Regions from separate parts of the Mus musculus genome. Here all the other regions are linked to region 1. A link is a loop called in an ENCODE intact Hi-C map of the cell type or tissue named here. Cell type or tissue: left cerebral cortex. All regions are shown on one strand. Region 1 overlaps Dock4 (dedicator of cytokinesis 4). Region 2 overlaps Immp2l (IMP2 inner mitochondrial membrane peptidase-like (S. cerevisiae)). Region 3 overlaps Immp2l (IMP2 inner mitochondrial membrane peptidase-like (S. cerevisiae)). Region 4 holds the start of Immp2l (IMP2 inner mitochondrial membrane peptidase-like (S. cerevisiae)). Region 5 holds the start of Lrrn3 (leucine rich repeat protein 3, neuronal).

Evidence for each region. A loop is a pair of places that touch in the nucleus more often than their neighbours do. Peaks named below come from ENCODE experiments on the same cell type or tissue, not always from the same donor. Only the 100,000 strongest peaks of a DNase experiment are listed, where the experiment ranks them.
Region 2: it touches region 1 in a loop (5-fold over the local background); 29 of 42 quality-filtered maps call a loop at or near these places.
Region 3: a loop joins it to region 1, with 5 times the contacts of the local background. A loop is called at or near these places in 12 of 42 quality-filtered maps.
Region 4: a loop joins it to region 1, with 6 times the contacts of the local background. A loop is called at or near these places in 4 of 42 quality-filtered maps.
Region 5: a loop joins it to region 1, with 6 times the contacts of the local background. A loop is called at or near these places in 41 of 42 quality-filtered maps.

What each region holds. Positions count from the first base shown.
Region 1 is chr12:40,839,796-40,844,795 of GRCm38, forward strand. Dock4 (dedicator of cytokinesis 4) reads left to right here. Exons shown (of 53, transcript NM_172803.2): 52 at 1,442-1,503; 53 at 4,415-5,000. The coding sequence ends at 4,870. Among named protein-coding and RNA genes, the nearest start is that of Immp2l, 180 kb to the right of the region's middle. In left cerebral cortex, a CTCF peak has its summit at 2,973; DNase peaks (open chromatin) are centred at 2,688, 2,949, 3,873 and 3,994.
Region 2 is chr12:41,105,666-41,110,665 of GRCm38, forward strand. The region is part of intron 3 of Immp2l (IMP2 inner mitochondrial membrane peptidase-like (S. cerevisiae)); the gene reads left to right. Among named protein-coding and RNA genes, the nearest start is that of Immp2l, 84 kb to the left of the region's middle. In left cerebral cortex, no CTCF peak of the experiment used is centred here; a DNase peak (open chromatin) is centred at 3,025.
Region 3 is chr12:41,225,283-41,230,282 of GRCm38, forward strand. All of the region lies in intron 4 of Immp2l (IMP2 inner mitochondrial membrane peptidase-like (S. cerevisiae)), which reads left to right. Among named protein-coding and RNA genes, the nearest start is that of Gm25497, 120 kb to the right of the region's middle. In left cerebral cortex, no CTCF peak of the experiment used is centred here; a DNase peak (open chromatin) is centred at 2,365.
Region 4 is chr12:41,020,960-41,025,959 of GRCm38, forward strand. Immp2l (IMP2 inner mitochondrial membrane peptidase-like (S. cerevisiae)) reads left to right here and starts at 3,131. Exons shown (of 7, transcript NM_053122.4): 1 at 3,131-3,186; 2 at 3,602-3,674. In left cerebral cortex, no CTCF peak of the experiment used is centred here; DNase peaks (open chromatin) are centred at 1,782, 2,350, 3,047 and 3,338; H3K4me3 peaks cover 1,268 bases; H3K27ac peaks cover 669 bases.
Region 5 is chr12:41,481,243-41,486,242 of GRCm38, forward strand. The region is part of intron 4 of Immp2l (IMP2 inner mitochondrial membrane peptidase-like (S. cerevisiae)); the gene reads left to right. It overlaps Lrrn3 (leucine rich repeat protein 3, neuronal), which reads right to left and starts at 4,815. Exons shown (of 2, transcript NM_010733.3): 1 at 4,329-4,815. In left cerebral cortex, no CTCF peak of the experiment used is centred here; DNase peaks (open chromatin) are centred at 472, 2,085, 2,377, 2,626 and 4 more places; H3K4me3 peaks cover 4,148 bases; H3K27ac peaks cover 3,539 bases.

The DNA.
Region 1 (5,000 bases):
AGAGCACTAGGTGCCAGGCCTGCACCATGTCTAAGACCAAGTCAAGTACACAGGAGGCCTTGACCTCAGTGACAGTAGTGGCAGATGTGGCCGATTTCTCTGTACATATGTGGTTTTCTTCCTAGTCAGCACTCACAACGTGTGGGAACAGAAGTAGGAGCTGGCTTGTGTAGATGAGACCTCCCAACCCCGCAGTGTGATAATGGACCACCCTCTGTGGTCTCTTAGGGCTCAGCACAGCTGGGCAACCCTTCTCCTCCCACATAGATTGGTAGGGCTGCTGTCCCTTCTGTACTGATTGCTTTCATGGTCTGTCCTGATGTCATCATCTGTGGTCAGTGTTGTGGGGCTGTGCAACTGTCTGTCTTTCTTCCTTTCAGCCTTTCGGTAGGTTTTTATGAGTTCTAGACCTCAGTGTGATGGCTGGAAGAGTGGCAGGAAATCACAGAGGGACAGAGCTCACATTCGCCAAAATCACTCTGTGTGGAAGTGGGAAGGACGGCTTGGCCTCGCCCCGTCGACTGGGTCACAAGCTGTTTTTATGCTATGCAGTTACAGTCTAGAAACAAGACGTGATCTGTAAGCACACAAAAGAGCACATGCCACACATGCTGGGTCCCTGGCATCAGACCTGAAAACCCCAGAGAAGCAGAAGTCACTCTTGCCATGATGGTGATATCTCAAATTCCCCACCCAGCGGACTGAGGGAAGGCCTATGGACAGGCATTAGAGAAGAAATGGGAAGCTTATCTCCCTTTGTACTGATGTGGACAAGCTTTCTGTCTGCACTGGGAATGTTGGGAGGTGAGGTGAAAGGGAAGGGTTACTGAACATCCCTATAGGCCTGCTCTAGGCTGCCTGCAGGGCCTTGGTCTTCCCTGTTCAGGCCAAAGACAGAAGGTGTCTCCCAACGACTCCTAGCACTTTCCCCCAGGAGCATTTTATGAGATCAAGCAGTTGAGTGATGAAAGGCATCTGGACTTGGAGGTTTAGAAAGGATTTGAGAGCCAAGCGTGGCAGCACAGACACATAACCTAAGCACTTAGGAGGTGTCAGGAGACTAAGGAATTCATGGCCATCCACAGCCGTGTATGGAGCTCAAGTCTAGCTTTGACTACATGAAGCCTTATCAGCAGAAAAAGAACGGAAAGGAAAGAAAAAAAGGCCATTGGAGCTGTTTGGGGCCATACCCTTCTAGTCAAAGCATCATATGTGTACAGCAGTAACTTTTTCACTAACTGGCCAATGTCTTGATGGCACCATCTTCTACAAGGAATCTATTCTAGAGAGCCATTGTGTAGTTTGTCCTCTCCATTTTCCTCTTCCCTTGCTGAGAAGATCCTTATCCACTAATACATCTGCCTGGGCTTGGACACATAGAGGGCATATGCAGCCAGCCCTCTGGTTTTTCTTAGTTAAAATGTTCTTTCTCCATCTACAGCTTCGCCAGCAAGACACACCACATCAGTGTCCCCCTCGCCTGCTGGACGTTCTCCATTGAAGGTACAGGTCTGTCATTAGACTGGATCCAAAGATCGGCCCTGGTTCCTTTTTCTTAAAACCTTGTCCTAAGCTCATCAAAAGGTGCTTTCATTCCTACAGACAAGGTCATATTAAGAAGGGGGTTGGGGGCAAGAAAACAGCGCTGCTTTTCCCCTTGCAGAGATTTACCCAAGAACACAGATCTCGTGGGCTACGTTTTGTTTTCTATTGTTTGTTTTGTTGTTTAGTAGTAGGAGGATGCGCAGCTTAATTCTCCATATTTTGGCAATGAGAACATAACAAACTATAGTCAACACATTTAAAGCACATTAAACATACATGTGTACGCCTACATTGAAAAACGCCCGTAATCAAGGTCTACTAAATGCTCTTCTGGAAGTTTTGGGGCTTTATCATCAACCTCATTCATTTTGGCAAAGCCAAACCCAACTTTCTCTCTCAATACTTTGCATTAAAGATACTCCACATTACAAACATATACTGAATTATAGAGGACATGGTGGCATAAATGGGAAAAAAAAAACCACAGAGAACAAGCTAGCCACCTTAAGGGTCACATGTGTGACATGTAAATGCAGGCTATTTAACATCTCTAAGCCTACAAATCCCTCAGGAAGATCAAGAACAATATTCAGTCAGACTGGCCACAAGGCTTTTCAGCACACTGGAGAAGGGTTGTGAGAAGCGCAGCCCCGGGAGCAGACAGGAGGCTGGAGGGAGTGTTGAATGGATGGTTGGCACCGGGTTGACTTAGGTGTCCACACCCTGTGTCCTCTGTGTAGATAACACAGTGCTAGCTGAGATGAAAGACAAATTGGTCTCCACAAACACTTCGGAACAGGTTGTGACCCACTGTATCTGTGCTGCTCATGACTGTCACCTATGGAAACAGAGAATACCAAAAAGGGGGTGGGGCCTCAAAAAAAAAGTGTGGCTAGGTTTTCATCGCCAGAGTTCCTGTTGTAAAATTTTGCTGGAAGTGCAAATGATTTTCTAGTTTTGCTGTCACTCCGCAGTGCGGCTTTTATTGTGAAGTCCACGTGACAGTGTTTGCTCTGGAAGCCACTGCCTGTCATCATCCTGATGTGAAGAAGGCAGGCAGCATGGCGCTTCTACATCTTTGTGTCTGTACACCCTCAAAGCACTCACTCCCACACATTGTGATGGAGTTATCGCCTGTGTTTCTCAATTCCATTATGCAGAGTTGAAATACGGCAGTAAGTGTTGGCGATTAAACTCTTACAGAAGAAAGGCAGCCTTAGTGGAAAATGCTCAAGTGCTTATTAAATAGCTCAAGTTCGCAAGCTGGTCTGTACTATCCTAAAAGGGACCTGCGTGCATTTGTACTGGCCCAGAGGCAGTCCTTGGATATAACATATCTTTATAAATAGGGCTTGAAGAACAGAGAGAGGGAGAGAAAGGAGAAATATCACCAGATCACACCTTGTGCTGTAACTCCCAGGTTACTTTAGAGGGCACCCTACTCCCAAGTTTCAAGCTTCCCTGTAATTGGAATGCACTTTGGTATCTTATCTGATAGAATTTGGGGTGTGCCTAAGCACCCAATGCATTAGAACTGACTCTTTACGGAAGACTGAACTTATGTGTCTTATATTGAATGTGTGATGTCTTTTCTGAAAAAGATGTCAGAGAATCTGGATCTCATAATTCACTATGCTTAATTATAGACTCCTATTAAATGAAAGGAGTTGTGCCTACCAGCACTATATCTTTTTAAATGAGAGGTTAGGGGCTGGAGAAGGAACTCGGAATAGTACTTGCCTTGAAAGCACAGGGCCTTAAGTCCAGCCACTCTGAACCCTTGTGAAAAAGCAGACACACTACCCATGTAGATGTGGTGGTGTGTACTGCCCAGCCCAGTACTGGGAATAGGGAAAGGAGGTACCTCAGGGCTCACTGGCCAGCAGCTCCAAGCCACCGGGAAACCTGGTCTTAGAAAAACAAGGTCGGTAGCTCCTGAGGGATGATACCCAAGGTTGACTTCTGACTTCGACTTGTACCTGCATACACACACACACACACACATACCACAGCGGGGCAGCCATCAAGTTAAAGTTAGCCTAGAGTGGCTTGTCTTTAGATCATCTCCATAAGATGTGGGCTCTTTCTGCAGTGTCTAGTTCCTTACGAAATGCCATAAATCTGGGCTTTATGTGGAAATTTTCCTATTTTCAAAAATTAGCAACTAAATTGGGCTTTTTAAAAACGTAGCAGATGAAACAGCTCACAGCTCAGGGGAAAAAAAAATCTAAGTGCTGTCACTTTGCAGCTTTGGCTCCAATGTCTAGGGGCTCCCAGAAGACTCTGTTGTGAGGATTCCCCTACAGTGGGAAGTGTTCCCACTGGCTCCTGAAGCCTGTCTGCCTCCTATCTGGCAGTCATGACCCACGGCCAAGCCACACCCCTGAAGCTCTTTATCCTATTTAAGACAGGGCTGATGGTAGTCTCCACATCCTCTTGCAGTTACTCTCAGGACAGGTTTTTCTAGCAGGTGTTGAGGTGAACTTGGCAAATGGGGGTGGGGTCTGGCAGATAAGCATCTGGGGGTGTATTTTCAGTACTGCAGATGGCAATGCTTAAATTTAAATCTGATCTTTGTCTTAGCTTAGACTACCATAAGCTGCCACAGGCTGGGTGGTATAGTTGATATACTTTCCCTCCTTCCTGGAGGCTAGAGGTGTTAGCAGATTTGAGTTGTCTATATCTCCTCTCTAGGGCTTACTGATGGCTACCTGTTCTCAGTAGGCTCACGTGGTCTTTGTTGGCTTAAGGATTCCCCTATAAATCCAAGTTTGTCTTCATAAAGAGCCAGTCAGTCAAGTGCGGGTTTGGTGAAACATTTCTAACATCTGTCTCTTTTCTCGCATGACCCCAACTCTGGTGGGAGCAGGGCTCCGTACAGTCCTTCACCCCATCTCCAGTGGAGTACAACTCCCCAGGACTGAGTTCAAATTCCCCAGTCTTGTCCGGCAGCTACAGCAGTGGGATTTCCTCGCTTAGCCGGTGTAGCACGTCGGAAACCTCGGGCTTTGAAAACCAAGCCAATGAACAGTCAGTGCCTGTGCCGGTGCCGGTGCCGGTGCCGGTGCCCGTGCCCAGCTTCAGCGGGTCGGAGGAACCTGTACGCAAGGAGAGCAAAACCCCACCCCCCTACAGTGTCTACGAGCGGACTCTGCGGCGCCCTGTCCCGCTACCTCACAGCCTCTCCATCCCTGTCACCTCTGAGCCACCTGCTCTGCCCCCCAAGCCCTTGGCTGCGCGGTCCAGCCACCTGGAGAATGGGACCCGTAGGACTGAGCCTGGCCCTAGGCCCAGGCCCCTGCCCCGTAAGGTGTCTCAGCTATAAGTCACTTTTCTATGTACCTGCGATGAATTCTTTGCCGTTTACAAGATAAGTCTGATGAGAAGACATTTAGTGTAGGCACTTTAAATCTCTTACTCAGACCTTTCTTTAAATGAATGGAGTTAAATTTGCT
Region 2 (5,000 bases), 270 kb after region 1:
CTGGCATCTCCAACATCATGAGGTCTTCATTGAAATCTAGGCTTCACCTTCATAGCTTCATACAATGGCTTCCATGTAGGGACATACTCCTGGCATCAGCTGTTTTCCATAGCTCGTTTGCTCTCTCTCTCTCTCTCTCTCTCTCTCTCTCTCTCTCTCTCTCTCTCTCTCTCTCTCTCTGTGTGTGTGTGTGTGTGTGTGTGTGTGTGTGTGATTCCACAACTCTTTTATTGTTCCTTGACTCTAAAGTCAGAACCATGTGGTTAAAGCTGCCAAGGTCTACTGCTTGCTAGGGCAGGAACATGGCCCCTCATTCACATAATATTTTCATCAGCTTTCTGTTTTAGATAGTTTCCTTCACAACTTAAGCATTTTTTTTAGAAAAAAAATTCTTCATACACAAACACACGCACATACACACACAGACACACACAGACACACACAGACACAGACACACAGACACACACACACACACACACACACACACACACACACACACACACACACAGAACTTAGCTGGGTGGATGACCTGAGTGACCTCTTACCCTGAGGTCACTGTTCTCTTTCTTCTATTAAGCATCAGGCTTTTCTTTAATCTGTTTATGTCCTTTATATATCCACCTCCATTATATATGGTGGTGTCTGTTCCTTTTCTCCTCAAACTGTACATTTTATATTTCTCCTTGCTAAGCTTGCTCCTTTTCATTATGGATCTGCATAAGACTGGAAACCAATAACCACGAAATACAGCTAATGCTAGACTGTTATGGAATCGCCACTGCCAAGGCTCTGGAGATTCCCAAACTCTTCAATTTAGCCTCAGGCAGGTTTTTTGAACAAAGGAAAAAAAGTCACATTCTTCATTGTGATGAAAACATCACAAGAATAATCACTAGGCCACATAGTCATATTCTTCTCTGAAACCTCTTGACCTGGGCCATCATAATCTACATTGTTTTCAATAGCACTGTCTTCCCTGCTCCTACTAGTATGGACCTGTAAGCCTTACTTACAAGGTTCAACTGCTTTCCTAATCCAAAGTCCCAAACTCCACATTTTACCAACAAGAAACATGGTTAGGTCTGTCGCATCAGTACTCCAGTTTTTGGTGTAAATTTATGTCTTGAGTCAGTTTTCTATTACACCACCAGCTGGGCAACTCTTATAAAGGAAAGCTTTTAGCTGGGACTTGCTTACAGTTCAGAGGTTTAGTCCATTGTCATGGTGGGAAGTGTGGTGGCATGCAGGCAGACAAGGTGCTGGAGAGGTAGAGCTAGCAAGGAGGGGAGGGGAGAGGAGAGGAGAGGAGAGGAGAGGAGAGGAGAGGAGAGGAGAGGAGAGGAGAGGAGAGGAGAGGAGAGGAGAGGAGGAGGAGATGCTACTGAGCCTGGTTTGGGTTTCTGAAATCTCAAAGCCAACCCCTAGTGACATACTTCCTCCAACAAGGCCACCCCCACCCCCAAAATGCCATACCTCCTAATACTTTCAAAAGGTATCACTCTGGAAACCGAGTTTTCAAATCTATGAGCATGTGGGGGCCATTCTTATTTAAGTCACTACATGTCTGGAGCTCAAATAATTGTTGCTGGATTTAGAGTGTTTAGCAAGGGGGTCACAATCAAAGAAAATGTTGCTTATTTGTAAAGACCAACAATATGAACAGAAAGTGTTTTAGTATCCAAATGTTGCACTTTGGATTTAGCGTGGAGAAGAAAGTGACTTGAGAGTGCATTCAGCTCTCACAGCATATAGGTGGTACTTGACCCTGAACATCTCAGTGTGTTTATAGGCCAGGTCTCTCCCTGAACCCAGAGTCACTGATTCCGGCTAGCCTGGCTACTCTGTTTGGCTCAGAGTTCTCCTCTCTCTGTTTCTCAAATGGTGGGATTACAGATGGATGGCATATTCACTCTGCTTTGACATGGATTGTGGGGGTCTGAACTCTAGTCTTCATGCTTTCAGGACAAGTGCTTTATCCTGTAAACTTGATCCCCAGTTCTGGATTTTTAACCTGTTGTTGGGACAAGTGCTCCTTTCCATATAATTTTGGCCAAGTCAGGCTCCTTAGAGTTTTCCCACTGTGTGGACTCTGTTTTTGTTTAGGGGTAGAGCAAAGAGGGAACTGGGAAAGCAAACAAACATGTATAATTTAGATTGTCATGTAGACTATCAATAACAAATTATTGAGATGATAACTATGGGCCGGGAGCTGATACTGTCTCTTTAAAGAATTGTCTCAGGAAGATGATGAACACCTTTAATTCTAGCACACCGAGAGGCAGAGCATGGAGACCTCTGAGTTCCTGGCTAGCTATTGCTACACAGCAAAAATAACAGAAGAGAGTGATCTCTCTTTAGAGCTCACTTAAGCATCAGAAGGCTGTCTTATATAGCAATGCATGGTAAATGCTTAGCAGATATTGATCGCCATTTCTTAGTAATTAAATACTAGTTATTGACTAATAGTATTTATTGTTCATTTTCCTAGTATAGGAAGCCATGATGAAATTGAGTAGCTTGCTCACAATCACATGTCTGGAAAGCAATAGAATTTTTTCGATTTGGAGGTGAGATAAGTGTTAGTGTATATGTATTGTAAGTTTCATGGTGACTTTGCTTCTTTGAGAACTGCAATGAGGAGACAAAAAAGAAACACTATGTGGCTTGATGACTGGAAATAAAGACATCACTAACATCTGGAGAGTCCATACAAACCTAGAGAGTCAAAATTATGGTCACGTTACAATAACTACATCTTTGCCCACATAAACTTTAAAGGAAGCTTTTAGTGGCAGTTCTAGGACCTGTTCTATGTTTTTTGTGTCTGTGTCATGTTTGTATGTTTGTGTACTCATACACATATGCTTGTGATGTACATAAGTGTGTGTGTGTGTGTGTGTGTGTGTGTGTGTGTGTGTGAGTGTCTGTGTGTGTAGACCAGTGGACACTGGGCATCTTCCTCAATTGCTCTCCACCTCCACTACTTTTTTTTTTTTAATCTGGGTCTAACTGTGTGTCCCTGTCTGTTCTGAACTCACTATGTAAATCAGCTTTAAATATAGAGATCCATCTGCTGTTGCCTCTCAAACGGTGGGATTAAAAGCATGTGCCACTGCACCTGGCCAGTTTTTTTTTTTTTTGAAAATTGCTGTTTAATTTTTAAATTTTATTTAAAATAAAAAATTATTTTAGAAAGGGAGAGACCTTTTTAAAAATTTTAAAAAAAATTTTATTTAAAATAAAAAAATTATTTTAGAAAGGGAGAGACCTTTTAGAATTAGGTTTTTAAAAATTTTGTGTCAGGGGTTTGTGCAAACACCACTTTTGCAGTCTCTGGGTCAAAAACTTCCTGAGTCCAGTCTCTCAGTTTATTTTCTTAATACATTCAAGCACAGTAAAACTTTGGGTAAAAGTCTCTGTGTGACAGTCATTATAACAAAGCTTTGGGGATGGTTGCATTGAAACTCTCTTGCAAAGCACATTGCTATAGCAAAGCATTTGTGACCTTCTTCATAAGAAGGAATTCTATTGGCTGATAAACAGTGCTCACGGGAAGGGGCTAGGGACAAAGGATTTGTAACAAGCATAAACATAGACCCTATTGATGGACGTTGAAAAGTGAATGGGACCTCTTCCATAAGGACAGATCTACTCACTGAGAGATTAAGGCCTACATAATGCTCAGGCTTTGGGGAAATTCAGCTGAAGGTTGAATTTATCACAATCACCCCTCCAACAGCTTCTTCTAGATCTTCCTCTTCCTTCTCTACTTACCCAACTTTGTGTCCTTTTAATGGTTTTTTTTTTGGTTGTTGTTTTATTTTTAATTCATCAAGTCCAGTTTGTATTGTTTACATATCTGCTCAAGCTAAAGCTAGACAAAATTTCATTATGGAGGTGAGCATAAGTCACACCCCCAGCTGGGGAGCTATTGCAATTGATAGCTGTTAAAGAGTGAGTTTTCTTTCCCACTGTGGCCCCTAGTTGGTTAACCATACTCCCATGTATGAATGCATATCTACCTCATTTTTCCAGGGTTGGATCTATCATTGAACCTGGAGCTCACTTCTTTGGCTGTGATGGAGGATCAATAAGTTCCAGGGATCTGTCTCCTTTACCTTCCAAGAACTGGGGTTATAGCAGGTGTAGCTGTCTGTGCCCTTTATGAGGATGTTGGGGCTCCGGATTCAGGTTCTTTGGTATATGTAGCAAGCACTTACCCACAAACCATCTCCATAGCCCTTGATTCCAAGGAACCTTAAATGTTTGTCACTGTTGTTTCAGTGCGTGGCTGCCTGGCCCTTACTCCTTTTCATTGCCCGTGTCTTGATTGTGTCTTCTCTTGCTGTCTCCATCAGTTTGCAGTGAAACAAACAGCCCCAGCTATTGGGGGCTCGTTCTGTCATCACAGAAATTGCTGTTTCTCACATTTCCATTTTTACTTGTCGTGAAAACACTCTCCTCGTAGTTCTCATTCTTTGTCCCCTCCCCCCTTCCATCTTGGACTTGTTATTTATTGACTATTTGGTGCCCCATTCAAATAGCAGCCATGTTGATTCTATGGGCCATGGTTGAAATTTTTGTGGCTCGGTGAACACAGTGCTTCCCAGTTATCACTTCATTCATCCTCAGGCACAACCGACATTGTCTGAATTCCAGGACAGTCTTAGACCGGGACCTGGACATGCTCTTGGAAAGAGAGGGGTGGCAATCCCTATGCTAGTGCTTTTCCCATCCCTATTGCTCTGCTCCAGGTGGTTCTTCATACAGATGTTTTGCTGGTTGCCGTTAGATTATTTCCTCGCTTTCCATATGGAATGATGATTTGGAGTAGGTCCCATCAGAATATTATCCTGGGACAATCGAGTCGCTGTTTGCATGAGTTTTTATTCTTCATGTAGCTTTATGTACCTCTTTACTAGAATTTAGTGAAGACTTCATTTCAAGCATATATATTTTCCTTGCATTAGATATTGGTAACATTATTAATATTATTATTT
Region 3 (5,000 bases), 390 kb after region 1:
TTCTCTTCCTCTTTGATCTTCTGTTTTTTCCCAAGATAATTGGCTGTTTGTGAACAGATATATCGGTTTCTGACTCAGTGTGATTATCTTACCTATGGACAACACTTCTGATATTTTAGCTTGCTGAAGATGAAATATAGGAAGAAATGGAACCTGCTAATGCCCAGCTAGTGTGCACCTGTCACACCTTGGTGGCCTTTCCCTGTTTTGGTGCTCCTTTGCGGGCCGGTGACTTTAATGTGTTCAGTGTGCATCAGCTTCTTTGGAATATACTGGAGAGCAAGAAGTAATGATCATTGTGACCCAGAGAGTAACAGGAATGCATGCAGACTGAGTGTTCGTTTTAGGTACGGCGTTCAGGAAAAGACTCTCAGGAGATACCACTTGGAAACGGAAGGCAGCAGCCCTACCAAAAAGCCAGGCAGGAGCCAGCTTGGCAGTGAGGAGCAGGTGGGAAAGGCCTGAGAATGGCGGGGAGACCCCTGAGCTTCACAGGGGCAAAGCTGAAGAGGGGAGCTGGCCAAGGTTTTCAAGGCAGTGATCTTTAGCAGGGTGGTGACGAGCCTGCTGGTGATCCTAAGCAGAATGATTGCAGAGTGACTATCTGACTCCTCTACGGAGAAAGGAAATGGATGGAGGCAAAACAGAAGTTATGCACTTAAGAAGCAGGGCGAAAAGCTGGGCGTGGTGGCTCACGCCTTTAATCCCAGCACTCAGGAGGTAGATGCAGGCGGATTTCTGAGTTCGAGGCCAGCCTGGTCTACAAAGTGAGTTCCGGGACAGCCAGTGCTATACAGAGAAACCCTGTCTTGAAAAACTAAAAAAAAAAAAAAAAAAAAAAAAAGCAGAGAGAAAATGGATCAAAATGCCCTTTTGGAGGTACCTATGCAGACATTTTAGCTGCGCTAGTGGTAGTTAAGTGGGGAGAGAGAGAGAAAGAGAGAGAGAGAGTGCCATTCCTAGTGGTTTGGTTTGATCAGTAGAGGTACAGTTGTATCACCTGATGGGATAGTGAAGGTTACCTCGTTTACAGAATAGAAATACATGGCTTAGAATAGTAAAGTCACACCGTCAAGGCTTGGTTCTCTGTTACCCGGCCCCTTCAAGTCGCAGGAAATACCCCAGGTTCCAGTTGGATGTAGTTTGTTCTCCAGGACTCATGCATTGAAGGCTTGGTCCTCACTGTGGCGGTGCACTGGACGGTGAGACCTTCATAGAGTAAAACCTTTCAGAGGATCCTTTGGGTTTGAGATTGGCTCTCAAGAGAGGAGGTTGTTCTGCGTGTGACTGCAGCCATATTATTGCTGCCTTGCTCCCAGGCTCTTGTTGCAATGCAAATGCATTTCTTGGACATTCTCCCTTGATTCTTTCAAAGAGACAACAAGCACATTTTTTTTTTAATATTGCAAAAGAATTCAGAGATCTGCCTGCCACTGTTAAGTACAGACAATAAGCTAGCTGGGTGAGACCTCACCCTGATATTATCATTCCTACAACACCTGGGCCTGGACCCAAACTCCCTCTGTCCCAGGCTGTCTTTGAACTCGGAAATCTGACTGTCTTTGTAAGCATAAACAACAAACATAGCTGGGTGGCATCTTGCCCTGTGATCACCAAGCTGGCTCATAGTGCAGCTGCCTCTGTTCATTTAGATCTCTGAAGCTTGTGATACAATTCATATTGCATCCTTATATTTTGCATAGTTGAGAAATTACATAGTTTTTGAATTTATGTTTTCAGAATTATTTCCCACAGCTTAAGGGCATTTACCATTTTGCTGAGACATAGACACACCCTAGACTCCGAGACTTACTCTGTTTATAGTTATCATGGAGGCATTAACCCTGGCAAGGAGAGCATTCTCCATAACCTTGGCAGGGGGAATATTTCCCAAAGGAGGACTGTGAAGTTTTATATATCTACATATGTGTATATCTATATCTATCTATCTATCTATCTATCTATCTATCTATCTATCTATCTATAAATTAATTCCAATAGGTCTTACACCCACAAATGCCACCCATTGGCATTTGTGCAGGCTCACACCCTGCTGGCTGTCTTTTTCAGGGGTGGAAACCTTGTCATGCCATCACCTGCCACGGCCGTGGGTAGATATAACTCTTTATTTTAGAGTGAAAATAGTATTTATAACTTGGAGAATGTATGAATCTAAAATGGATACAATCACTCAGTATCTGTTGAGGATATTCTGGAAATGTCTGTCATGTATAATGAGCACTTGCAAGAATTTTCTGCTTGGTTGGGCTTAATGGATGAGCCCCAATATGAAAGCTCTAGGAAGAGGTATAAACAATGGCTCGGGGTCCCATTACTTTTGAGTTCCATTGTTTGAATTTTTGCTAAGTTGAGCATGTTCATGTTTCAGAGGTTTTCTGGGTTTGGGTAGTTTTTTATTCTAGAAGGATAATAAAATGAGTAAGTCATGTAATTCTGGAGTTTTGGTACATTTTCCTGTTCCAGAAGGCAAATGCTTGCTTACAATTACATAACAATTTCGATATTCTTAAAAACACAGCAAAATTAACATTTAAAGTACAGACAGCTTGCTGTACTTTAGGCAGAAATCTAAAATCTGGTATAAGCATGTACGTGCACTGTGCTAGCACTGTAAAGCACTAGACGGCAGCATCAAAGTCAGATTACCAGAGTAAGGTTTTTATGACCTTTATCATCTTTGTATATATGTGAAACCAACAAACAGTTTAAAATATATAATATTTTAGTATATTTAAAAATCCTCAGTTACTAATCCCTATTCATAGAATAAATATCTGGAAAGATCTTGTAAATCAAAGTTATCCTGCTTCTAAAATTATTTTTCAACTTTACAATCCAACATCAAATCTCTCTTCTAACACTTCAAAAATGGTTCTGGTTACCTAAAGCTCTTTCTTAAATACCAGGCTAATCCTTTTCTTCAAGAAGTCTGCCTTTCTGGTTCCAGCTATATCCTTTGTCGTCTCAGCATATGCTTAAATAGCATATGCTTAAATATTTCATATATTAACAAGATTTATTCATGAAGATTTACATAGAAGAGCTAATCCTGAGAATAGTTCTTCTTCTGAGCATAATGAAATAGTTATTTCCAGTTACTTCCCCTTTGATATTTATGTGTGTTCAGGTGTGCATGTTCAGACTGGTTGAAAGTCTCATTTGTTGTGAGTGTCTGTTATACAGTAAAGCTTACATTGATCTTCATTCATTCTGCCCTCCAAGGTACTTACTGTATAGCATTTATTCCTTTAATAACCACAACACTGTTCCTTTCTTAGTAGATTCACAGTAGATACTTGTTATTTGAATAAAGCATATTAAAATCTTACTCCAGTTCTGGCCTTCTGATATGGTTCTTCTCTATTAGGGTCTTTTAAAAGCTGTCTTCAGAACATCAGAGGTTTGTCGGGCACTAGAATTATCACTGAGAGGTTAGATTACCTAAGAGATCACATGAACTACTTAGAACAGCCATCTTCAGAAAGAATTTTGTTTTGAACAGTAATGTAGAATGTACTGTTTCAGAAAGTCAATTTGAAAGATTCTTTGCAGCACTTCATGTTGTATGTGAACATTTTAAATTGAAGTACAACATGCACATGGAACCATGTACACATCCTAAGCCTACATACAGCTTGATACATTTTCCAAAACAGTGCCTCCACAACCACCTTGATCAGGATGAAGAGCCTGGCGTCTGCATATTCTCTTCCTGTTACTGTGGTATCCAGATGATCTATCTCTCTACAGATTAGTTTTACCCACTGTGGAATATGTATAAATTGAATCACATAGTAAGTACGCTGTTGTGTCTGGTTTCTTTCAATCTCTTTATGTACTTGAAGTTTATTTCCGTTTTGTGTAGCTGATGTAACTGTAATTGCTATGCACTATTTTCCAGTATAGCTGTTTCACAATTTTTATTTCTTCTTGTTGATAGACATTTTAGATTGTTTCTAGTTTTCACCACTAGGAACAATGCATGAGATTTCTTGTGCTTGTATGAACTTTGAGAGTTATGCCAGTGCATGGCATTATAGGATCCAGGGCTTCTGTTTTATTCTGGGAGCCTCAGCTCAAGAGGTTTCTGTGTGTTTGTGTTCTACTGCTCTCTTATATTCTGTATATTAAGTGTGCTTAATGTTGAGGATGTGATTTGCAGCAATTCTTATGGCCTGAAAAACACATTTAAAAACTTAAAACCTAAAAAAGATATAATTTAATTTTAAATGAATTAGAATGTCTAAATGAATTAGACAAAAAAGCTAATGGAAACTATATTATCTTGCAGTTGTTATACCATGGAGAAAAAAATCTCTGTAGTAGAGAGGGAAAAAAATCCCAAGAGTTCATAGAAATTTAAATTATTATAATCTACTCCCTGTCTCATATATACTACTAAAAAGACCTTCCTTGTCTTTTTTGAGACATGTTTTTATGTAACCAAGTATGACTTTAGATTTCTGATTCTCCTACCTCCACCTCGAGTAGTGAGATTTTGGTCACTTTATGTGGTGTTGGGGATTGGACCCAAGACTTGTCTAGTCATAGTAGGTAAGCATGTAACCAGCTTAGCTATGTTCCAGTCTAAAGCATGCTACTCTTGAGTTTCAACAAAGAAAACATTCAGATTTAAGTTCTTCTGACATCTAGATTTTTCTCTCTATTGTTTACCATTTCAAGGGTCTTTTGAATATGTCTAATATGTTACAGACAGTAGATTCTATATATGGGATTCTGTAGTGAATGGTAATTATTAACCTATAATGTATTAATAATCTTATAAAATATTAATACTCCCTACAGGATCGATACTTCTTTTGACAATCATATTTGCTTGCTAATCTAAATTTACATTTTGAGGGCATATTATGTCCTTCTCAGGTTGTTGTGGTTTCTTTAAAAAACTTATTTTTTTAGATTGGATTCTTTCCGTCATTCTGGTTGGTCTTAAACTTTCTGTGTCAACAGGTCTGCCT
Region 4 (5,000 bases), 180 kb after region 1:
AGAGTTCAGTTCAGTTTGGTTTAATTCAGTTCAGTTCAGTTCTGTACAGTGGAGTTACTTCATTTGAGTGCAGTTGAGGTCAGTTCAGAGCAGAGCAGTTGAGTTCACAGTCCTTCAGTGTGTGGAGTTCACAGGCAGTATTTCAGAGCAGTACAATTCAGTCAGAAGCCAAGAGGAGCCAATTTGAATCAGTTAGATTGGAGCGGAGTTTAAACCAGAACAGCTGAGTTGGACCAGCCAGCAAGAGTTCAGAAAGAGCTAGAAAGAGTGAGTTTATTCAGCAGTAAGTCATGGAGGCTGAAACACTTTAGGCCTAGGTTAGCAGATGGAGGCTGGAAGCTGGAGCCTTCAAGGTCCAGACCTGCAGAAGATTAGATTGTATGGAGGCTAGAAGCTTCCAGATCCAGACCTAGGGATAGATAGAATCACTCTGGCCTTAGCCCAAACCATAAAGTTTGGATATGGCTCCCATTTCAAACCTGAGAAAATAAAAGCTACATTTACATTCACAAACCACGAGTCAGAAGCCATCTCTGATTCGTCATTTCCGGAGGTCAGATCCTCATACTTCCAGGTGTGTGGTTACCCACCATACCCAAGCAGATGAAATTACTCTCATTCTACTTTTATTTGTGGGCTAGGAAATGGTCCATAGAATTTTAAAGCCTAATTACTTCAAGTTAACTTTGGTTCAATATCCCATTGAATATTAATATGATTTGTAGCCATAATTTAAGTGTGTATCTAAGTTAGGAATCTATGATACAGGTCCTCTGATGGCATTGATGCTAAATACTTGAGCTTCAAATTTAATGACCTTGAAGAATAAACAGCATTCAGACACTTAATCTTAGCTTCTTTTTAGTAATATAATTTTTTTAAAAAGATTTATTTATTTTATGTATATGAATACACTGTAACTATCTTCAGAAACACCAGAAGAGGACATCGGATCCCATTACTGATGGTTGTGAGCCACCATGTGGTTGCTGGGAATTGAACTCAGGGCCTCTGGAAGAGCAGTCAGTGCTCTTAACTGCTGCCCATATAATTTTATTTTTAAGGAACAGTTTTAGGTGGAGAGTAAAATTGAACCGAATGGGCAGAATTTCCACCTATCTCAGGATACCCACATATTCCAGGATACTCACATATTCCAGGATACCCACATATTCCAGGATACTCACATATTCCAGGATACCCACATATTCCAGGATACTCACATATTCTCCAGTATATGTATAATCTTCTGATTAACATTCTGAGACAGAGTACTGTGGTAGGACATTTTATTACATGATGAATTCCAAGACTGTTATTTACTGAAAAAATCCCATTTCTAGTTGTTCTTAGCCCTTAGTACATACCTTTAGTCCCTCTGGCTGGAATAGAGATATGCTCTTTGTACATACCTTTAATCCCAAACAACGAAGGTAAAGTTAGTTTGTAGAAAGAAGCACCCATGTTTGAAAGTGATAGCTAGTTGAGTGGCAGACAAAGTGACAAATCAGAGAAAGATTTGACACACTAGGACACGCCAAATCCTCAGGAGAAAAGAGAGGAAAGGGAAGCTACTTAAGAGAGCAGGGCAAAGAGGAAGGAAGGAGGCAGTTTTAGCTGGACAGTTGTACAGAGACAGGTCACAGAGAGAGAGAACAAGCTAGATACAAGTGAAGGAGCCAGGGAATGAGAAGGAACCAGAGATTAGAACACCCTGCCAAGTTAGAATGAGGCCAAGTAGAGTAATTCATTCAGGAAAAGCCAAGATAAACCAGACTGAATCATTTTCCATTGAGAAGAATTGAGCCAGAACAGCTGAGTTGAATCATCCAGCCATCGCTCAGAAAGAACCAGAAATAGTGAGTTTATTCTGCAGTAAATCTTGGATGCTGAAAATATTCTAGGCCTAGATTAGGTTGTATGGATTCTAGAAACTTTGATGTTTATGTATGTTCATGCCATCCCATACTGTTGGTTCTTCACTGGAACAAACATCTATTTAATTTGGAGTCTCTTTACTGTTAGGGCCCAATCCAATTTGTAAATAGGCTCTGTCATCAGGGGCGGCCTCCAAGATAAAGCACTGGTAGAATCAAACTTACCTCGCAGTAAATATTTTAGATAAGAATAACTGTACCTACATCCTATACAGGAGAGCAATCATGTTTCTTTGGCAGACTTTTGTAATTATTAACTATCAGCCTATCAACCCATTAAAGTCTTCCCCCTTCTCCCCCCCCCCCGCCCCTTTTTTTTTGAGAGAGGTTTACTCTGTGTAGGCCTGGCTGTCCTGGAACTAGCTCTGTAGATCAGGCTAGCAGGCTGGCTTCACCTGCCTCTGCCTTAGCAGTGCTGTGATGACTAAAGGTACGTGCAACCACTGCTCGGCTCCATTTAAGTCTCTTACACTCTCCCATCTTTAGAGTTAATTTTGAATGCTGAGTGTCAGAACATTATGCGCTATGTAAACTTGAGAATGATAGTTCAGCATTATCTAAAAGGGTAAAGCAAGAAAAGATAAAGATACAACTGAGGAGGGCTAGAAAAAGCAAATTAATTTTGTTGTCTATATTCTGTTAGTTACAGTGTTTTTCTAGGTTGTAATTACACAGTTAAGATTTTTTACAATTAACGAGCAAAAGCTTAAGTATATTAAAAAAAACAACCCTAGTTTCTCTGAAGCAAAAAAAAAAAAAAAAAAAAAAAAAGTTCTGGATTTTTTTCTTTTGGCTTGCTAGAGGAAGCAAACCCGAAGTTACCCATGTGCAAACAAAACAATAACAAAACCACAGAACAACACAAGAAGTCCAGTCTGGGTTCCTGGTCTAAGGGAAGAAGCTGAAGATAGCTTCTGATAACTTGCTGCTTTTCCTTGCCCTCTTAGCCATGCCAGGCTTCGACCTAGGGCTTAGACCTAAGGCTTCTAACACTTGGAACCTCTAGACGGTCAGTACCGCCCCCTGATCTGACGTAAACCCAATTCTGGCTGCGGATCCACCTTGAGCCGCGTTTCGGGGGCGGGACTTCCGTAGTAGTAGGCGGAGTCTCCGGCTGCCGCCCAGCTGGGGGTCGGGTCTGGGCGAGCGGCGGCAAAGGGCGGGGCGAGCGGCGGCGGAGGGCGGGGCGTGCCGCGGCGGAGGGCGGAGCGTGCCGCGGGGACTTCCCCTGGGTTGAGCTGCGCAGCGGGTGCGCGGGGAATGGGGCGGCGGGTCCGGGCGGCTTGGCACGCGGGTGGGCTTAAGCAGACCCTCTGTGTCCCCGGCAGGGTCTCTTATCTCCGGCTTCTCCTCCGTCGAGTGGGCGTTGCTGGGAGGTGGGGAGCCGCTCGGCCGCTATCCGCGCGATGGTAGCGAGCATGCGTGCGTGCGCGTGTTCCAGTGAGGCCGCGCGGCTGTCCCCTCAGTTCGTCCTCTTGTCTCCCTCAGTTAGGGAACCCGAACCCCGATCCGGGCGGGTAGCCGACCTCTTCTCCCCGCCCTGGGGGACCCACAGAGCGGCCGGGAGGGAGCGCTGCTCCTGGGGTGGTGAGCAGCTTGTGGGAGCTGCTCAGGCTGGAGCCACGGGATTTTAAAGGACCTGTCTCTGTCATTTTTACTTTTAGGATTTTGGCCAAATTGGGCGAGGGTACAATATTACCACTTACCCCTTCTCACCGAGGAAGAGCGGGAGAAAGGGTAAGTAAGTATTGCTCAGGGGCGGAAGGTGCCAGGACTCTTTTTCGAGTGGGGAAACTACCCTAGGCAACTTGGGTCCAAATTCCACTTTTTATCAGGAACTGGATAACCCACCTTCAAAGGTCACTTGTCCCAAGATCAAGCCTTTCTTCAGGTTCCAGAAGCCCGTAGAGCCGACTGGAAGTTTAGCAGCGTTTTAGACACCTGAGAGAAAACTCATTTCCTTTCAGACCCTCTTTAACCTGGCACATTGATGCTATAGTTCCTCTCAGGTCCCCTGTCTTCCTAGGTAGCATTCAGTAGTTCCTGACACAGTAGGGCCCTAGGTAATCTTGGCTCTGCTTGGCAGTTATCCCTCCGGGGACCTTACATTTTAAAATCTCAACAGTGGGGGAACGCACATGGGGCCACATACAGGCAATTTCATATACTTCTAGTTCTCAGGTCTTTCAGAATTACAGAGGAATTGGGGGAGGTCCTATCTCAGGCATTGAGGTGCTTTTCTGAAAAGCTGAAGTCCTGGGAAGTTGACTGATTTCAAGTTATCATCTCTCTTCATTGGTTCCTCCCTAAGACTTGCCCTTCTCCTAGTCTCTGTCTGGTGATAGGAAACACAGTTCCTTTCAGGTTCGAAACCCTCCAGTTTTACATTCATCTCCGCCAACTTTTACTTAAAACACAGGTTAGCTATAAGCAAGAACAGCAAGCCACAGGCTTGTTTACCCCCGAGAGAAAGCTAGACTTACCCTCAGTGCCCATCCTGGCACATGCCACATATGAACCTGACTTCCTTGAGAGGCAGATGTTCGCATATTATGAAAAACTAAGACATGGTTGTTTATTAAAGAGGGACTCTATCTCTGATGTCCTTTCATCGTGTGCCGAATGAACACTGGTCAAAATGGGATCTGGAGAGCTGGCTCCTGCCTTCAGTCCCTACAGGGGCAGGTGGATCTCTGTGACTTCGAGGCCAGCCTGGTCTATATAGGGAGTTCCCGGCCAGACAAAGATACAAATGAGGGCCTCTCTCAAAAAACAAAAGAACAAAAACATCCCATAAAGAAAACAAACAAAGCAGTATGTGGAGAATGAGACTGTTGGAGATGACCTGATTTGGGAATGGGCCTTTCGCAGGTTTCTGTGGAAGTTTACACATAATTCTGTGGAATTATATCTAAGTGTTAGAGAACTTCTGCCTGCTGCTGTCTTTGTGGCTTACGGACCAATAGTGGTGTGTGGGGCCAGTGCCATCATTCCACTTTTCTGGTAGAGTCAGAAATAAACTTGGGTGACTAGCTGTGGAGGGTTGTTTTCCATAATGCATAG
Region 5 (5,000 bases), 640 kb after region 1:
TTGGGTCTGTTAATTACTATTATGTTAATTAAACTTTGGAGAACATTTTAGAAGCAGAGATAAATTTTACAGAAGGAAAAAAAAAAACAAAAACAAAAAAACAAAAAACAACCTGAGCTGTAAAAGTAGAGAAATGGCATTGCTTATAAGGGCCTTCACTCCTAAAATAAAAACAGCAGTTGAGAATTGGGAAGAGGAGGTAGATTGCTTTTGACTGGCATCTACAGGTGAGGCATGGGGTGTGAGAACAGGCAGTGAGTGGGGAGAGGACAGTGTTAAGTGTCTTGAGATATTTGAGACAAAAACAATGTGGATAATTAGGGAAATGTACAGCTTCCAGTTAACTGTATCTCTAGACCAAGGGCAGCCGTGTTCTTCCTAAGATTTTGAACAGCTGGGCAACACTCTAAACTGTATGACTCACCTTGGAGTGTAATGGACTGTAGCTAAATGGGAAGTGGGGGTTTGAAATGTCTCTGCGTTGTGCACTTGAAATAATCACTGTTATCAGATGGTGACTTCTGTTTCTATAATACTTTATTATCTTGATAAACACCTTTTAAATGGTGTATAGTGTGCATTTTTCTATGAGTCAGGGGAAGCCAACTTTGAATAATTGAATGAACACACAAAGGGTTTCTTCTCTAGAACTCTCTAGTAAGCAGCTGAGCAAATTTAAGGTCTAATGACATTTTATTTCACTATACTAATAAAAATGTTAAACTCTCTGGGCCTCTTCACATATCAAATGAACATATTGGAGGCATTGCTTTTTATTCTAATATGCAGTTAGTCTATGAAGATACCATGTTTTATTCTCCCGTGCTGAGACTGTATAATTGTGTGAAATATTTAATGGTCTCTTTAGAAGCAATAGGCCTTCTTTATGGTCTAAAGATGAATGAATATGATAGCAAACAGGTGTGTACAAACTACACATTTATTCAAATATAGTAAGTGACCAGTAGATAGATACTGTACTTCACTAAGCTTTGAGGTAACTGTTAAGTTTTCCTCACTAACCTTGTACTGATTGACTTCCAAACAGTATCTTTGGAGATTCTGTACTCCTTCTGTCAGCTGAAAGGAAACTTTTTTTTTTCTCCATGTTATTTTTCTCATCCACTGGTCGCATCTACTTTTTCATACTGGAATTTTATTTCCTTTTTACATTGTTACCAGGGGATTAGATGTCATAATGTTCTTCATCCTAGACACACTTTACATGAGGCGTGGGATGCTGTGCTGTCCTGTGTACTGATGGTACCCAGAGAAGTTTTCCTAAGTGTTCCTTGTATAGGCAGTATGAAAGCTCTGTATTGACAATGTAGATAAATTTTATAGTATTTATTGCTGTTTGTTTTCAGATAACAAAAAAGCAATTCATAAATAGCTCAGCACTCAAAACTAAAGCCATATAGACTATATTCCATGATCCACAGACATTGTTTCTCAAGATAGGTTAGAACCATATATTTTTTATTCAGTTATTTTTGGGGGTACAGTTACTCAGGTTTGAAGTGGGGGCACACTTTTGACAATGCTTATAGCTTCCTTTTAATGAATTTTAGATCCACCAGCTTAGCACTAACATTTCACTTAAAACATGCCTTTGGTTACAGCCCTTTCTGATCCACTGCCTTAGCTTGCAGTGAGCACCAATGTTATGTTCAACAGTAATTTTACACCAGAGAGAGGAAAACATAAGAGTAAGGGAAAATTGCAACTTCAATCCGATTTGGGGCAGAAGCAGGAAATGTAAAAATAGGAACAAAACATCAGTAAGTACATTAGTGTTTTGTAAATTGATTACCTTTTCATCATCCCTAAACTGCTGCCCTAGAAAGCAGGTGATACACTTTATTAAACCATTAACAGCAGCAACAACTGCAGCCATCAAAGAAAAAGTCCACCTACTCACCAGCATTCTAACTTAGCACTCTGCCTGTGACAAGCAGCATCCTGGAAAGATGGCCCTTTGCGGCTTGCTATAGAGCTATCATTTCCAATTCTGTTTCATAACTGCTGAGAGCATGGGTGGTCATATCTCCTGGACATGCCTGTGTGCCCATCACCAGCACGGGTGGGTTACCATATCACCAAACTCACTGATACATCCGGACACCACCCAGGGCCTGGAGTGCCAGTAATTTTCAGATCCAAATGGGTACCGCTGATACACAGAATATGTATAAGGACATCTTAAGATTGAAGAGGGAGTCCGCTGTTCTTAACTGTTATTGGTTGTAATTTAAAATTAGGCTGGGTAAGATTTAAGGATATATGTGCTTGTCTTTGGTATGAAAACTTTCCCAGGAAAAGGGTCTGGGCAAAAGCTGACATCCACACTGCAGTGCTACATTACAGGCGTTGGAGCCGAGGAGCCGAGCTTCTACTGCCCGCCCTCCCTCTCGCTCGCTCAGGAAGTTAGGTGCTACCTCAAAATAACGGATCCAATCTGTTTCAACAGCAGCAGTTCTAATGAATAGGAGAAAAGCAAATGCAACAGCTTTCCTCCCAGTAATAAATCATTGTGGTTTTTGTATAGATTGCATGTGGCGTTGGAGGCAGCGCGAGCCAGGCTGCCAATATTGCTAGCTAATGCTTCAGCCCCTTTCATTTTTCACTCCGAGCAGGAACCCTTTCCTGAAACTTGTTCATTTCACAGAGGGAAAATCGAAGGCAGCGGCAGAGTGTCAGACTGCTTTATTGTCGTCGTTTACAGAGGTCGCTGGAATTAATTGACTCCTTACGTTACATATTGTAAACCGACTCATTTTTTTGACACATTGATGGGAAGGTGGCAGGATCTAAGTGGCTGCTTATTGTCTTTCTGTTCTGCCATCTGTCATAGGCTAGGAACCTAGTAAGTCTGAAATCACAGTTTGGGAAAAGAATAGCACCCACTTTCAAAGCAGACTCCGATAACTGTGAGTTGAACTAAGAGAAGAGAGGAGAAAGCTCCAGCAGATGAAATATGAACCCTGGGTTTGTTTTAATGTCTCCACAGGACCCATTAGCAGGGCAGTGAAGATTTCCACAGCCACCCTCAATTGGTGGTGTCGCTTTGAGAGCATATTCTAAGTAGCTGGCTTCCTCTTACAAGATTGGAAGTAAAAATCGGTCCACAGAGTATTCCATGAATCATCACTCCATGGACGCTCTGAGTTGACTGACAGTAATTCTGTCTCAAAGGCGTTGCTTCTGGAACCAAGGATGAGGAACTCAGTGCACAAGTAATATTTGTCGTACCAGGGCACACTCTTTTCCTGATAAGTATTTTAAATTTGTACTTATTTTTCTATCTATCACACTGGTCTCCTTTTCGCTAAACTAGGAAGATTCTCACTCGTGATCATAGCCTGCTTTCACTAAGATTAGAGGCACAGAAACAAGGACATATTGTTAAAAATGAATAAATTAAAGCCGAGTTAAGCCACCCGGCTCAGTGAGAGCAAACAGTCTTCATAAATAGGAAATGTACTTTGAAGCCATACTACCGCGATGCTGTTCAATTACCAAAGGTGACTAGAGCTCTCCTGGTTCATCTCCTGGTTTCCCTAGCATGGTAGCTTCCTGGGCTGCATTAGCAATCAGACGCTTGCACTGTCCCCTCAGAGCAGTGAGGGGATGGGATGTTATTAAAGGGAAGTCATTTACCACAATCGGGAAGATGTAGCCTGGCAGAAATTCAATACCGGTTTGTGATATGCTCATTCTGCTACTCTGCCTGGTGCCCTTCACTCCTGACACACTACAGCATCCCCCTTAAATCTTCATCCCTTGGGGCGGGCTGGGGGGTGGGGGGACAACGCCTCATTGGCTTCAGAACAGAGAAATATGAGTGATCTGCTTTTCGTTACAAGAGCTGTGGGGGCAAAGGACCCTGATTTTTCCATCTCCCTCTGTTTCTCTCTCCTTCTCCCCTCTCTCCCGCTGCCTCCTCTGCCAGCCTCTCTGTCTCCTTCCCCTCTCTCTCCCTGCTTCTCTCTTGGTCCTTCTGTTCTCTTTTCTCTGCCTCAGTCCCCGTCTCTTCTCTCTCCCTCCTCTCTCTCTCCTCCCCCGGCACTGCTTTTCTCTCCCACTCACATCCTCTGATGGGCATTCAAGCTAGTAAAATGCCTGCTTGAGAATCCCACGAACGCAGCTAGGCACACACAGAGCCGGCGGGGTTTGCATGTTCACTCAAAAGTGAAATGCAAAGAAAAATGCCCTTAGAATTCAGACAAGGGGAAAACATCAAAGGAGAACTGATGTGTAAAAACTCCGGCACCAACAAAAACACGAAATAGGGAACATTTAAACAGATAGGTATATTTTAAACTTACCTTGCCTTAGCAGATGCAGGGATAGCCCTCCTCCGGTGCCCCTGCTTGCTCAGTTCCTTGGCTGAAATAATCACATGGCTGTCTTCTTGCCCCAGTATAAATAGGTGCATATGTATGTGTAATAAAGTACACACAATTACATACTATAGATATGCACACATGCAAGCAATGGTGTCTCTCTTTCTCTCTCTCTCTTTTTCTAAAATATAAAGGAAGGCAGGAGCCTGCAGCTAGGATTCCTTCTTTTGACTGGAACTCTCTCCGGCAGCAGCAGGCTGAGCCTCTCAATCCCGTGAAGAGAGATCCTGCTAGCTGGCGTTATTTCTCCTCGTTTCCATGGTGGTTAGTGGTGCATCGTTCACCAGATCAGTTGTCACACTGACACGGTGCTGCCTGCTCAGCGGTCATTAATAACTGAACACCCTCCACTCCCCAGAGAGGAGCCAATCGCTTCAGACTGCCAAGATGTAGCACTCGCAGCTGCTCCAGCCTGGTTGGCTGAAGCAGCCTGTCTGTCCTATGACAGTGCTGCTTAGGGTACAAATAAATGAAACAGGCTTGCATATTTTTCCTTGGAATCATTTTCTTTCCTGTTTTTTCTTTTCCTTTTGGAGCAATGTGCAGCGCTTTTCAACAAGTTCTCCCATTTGGAATGTGATCAGTCATTTGGAG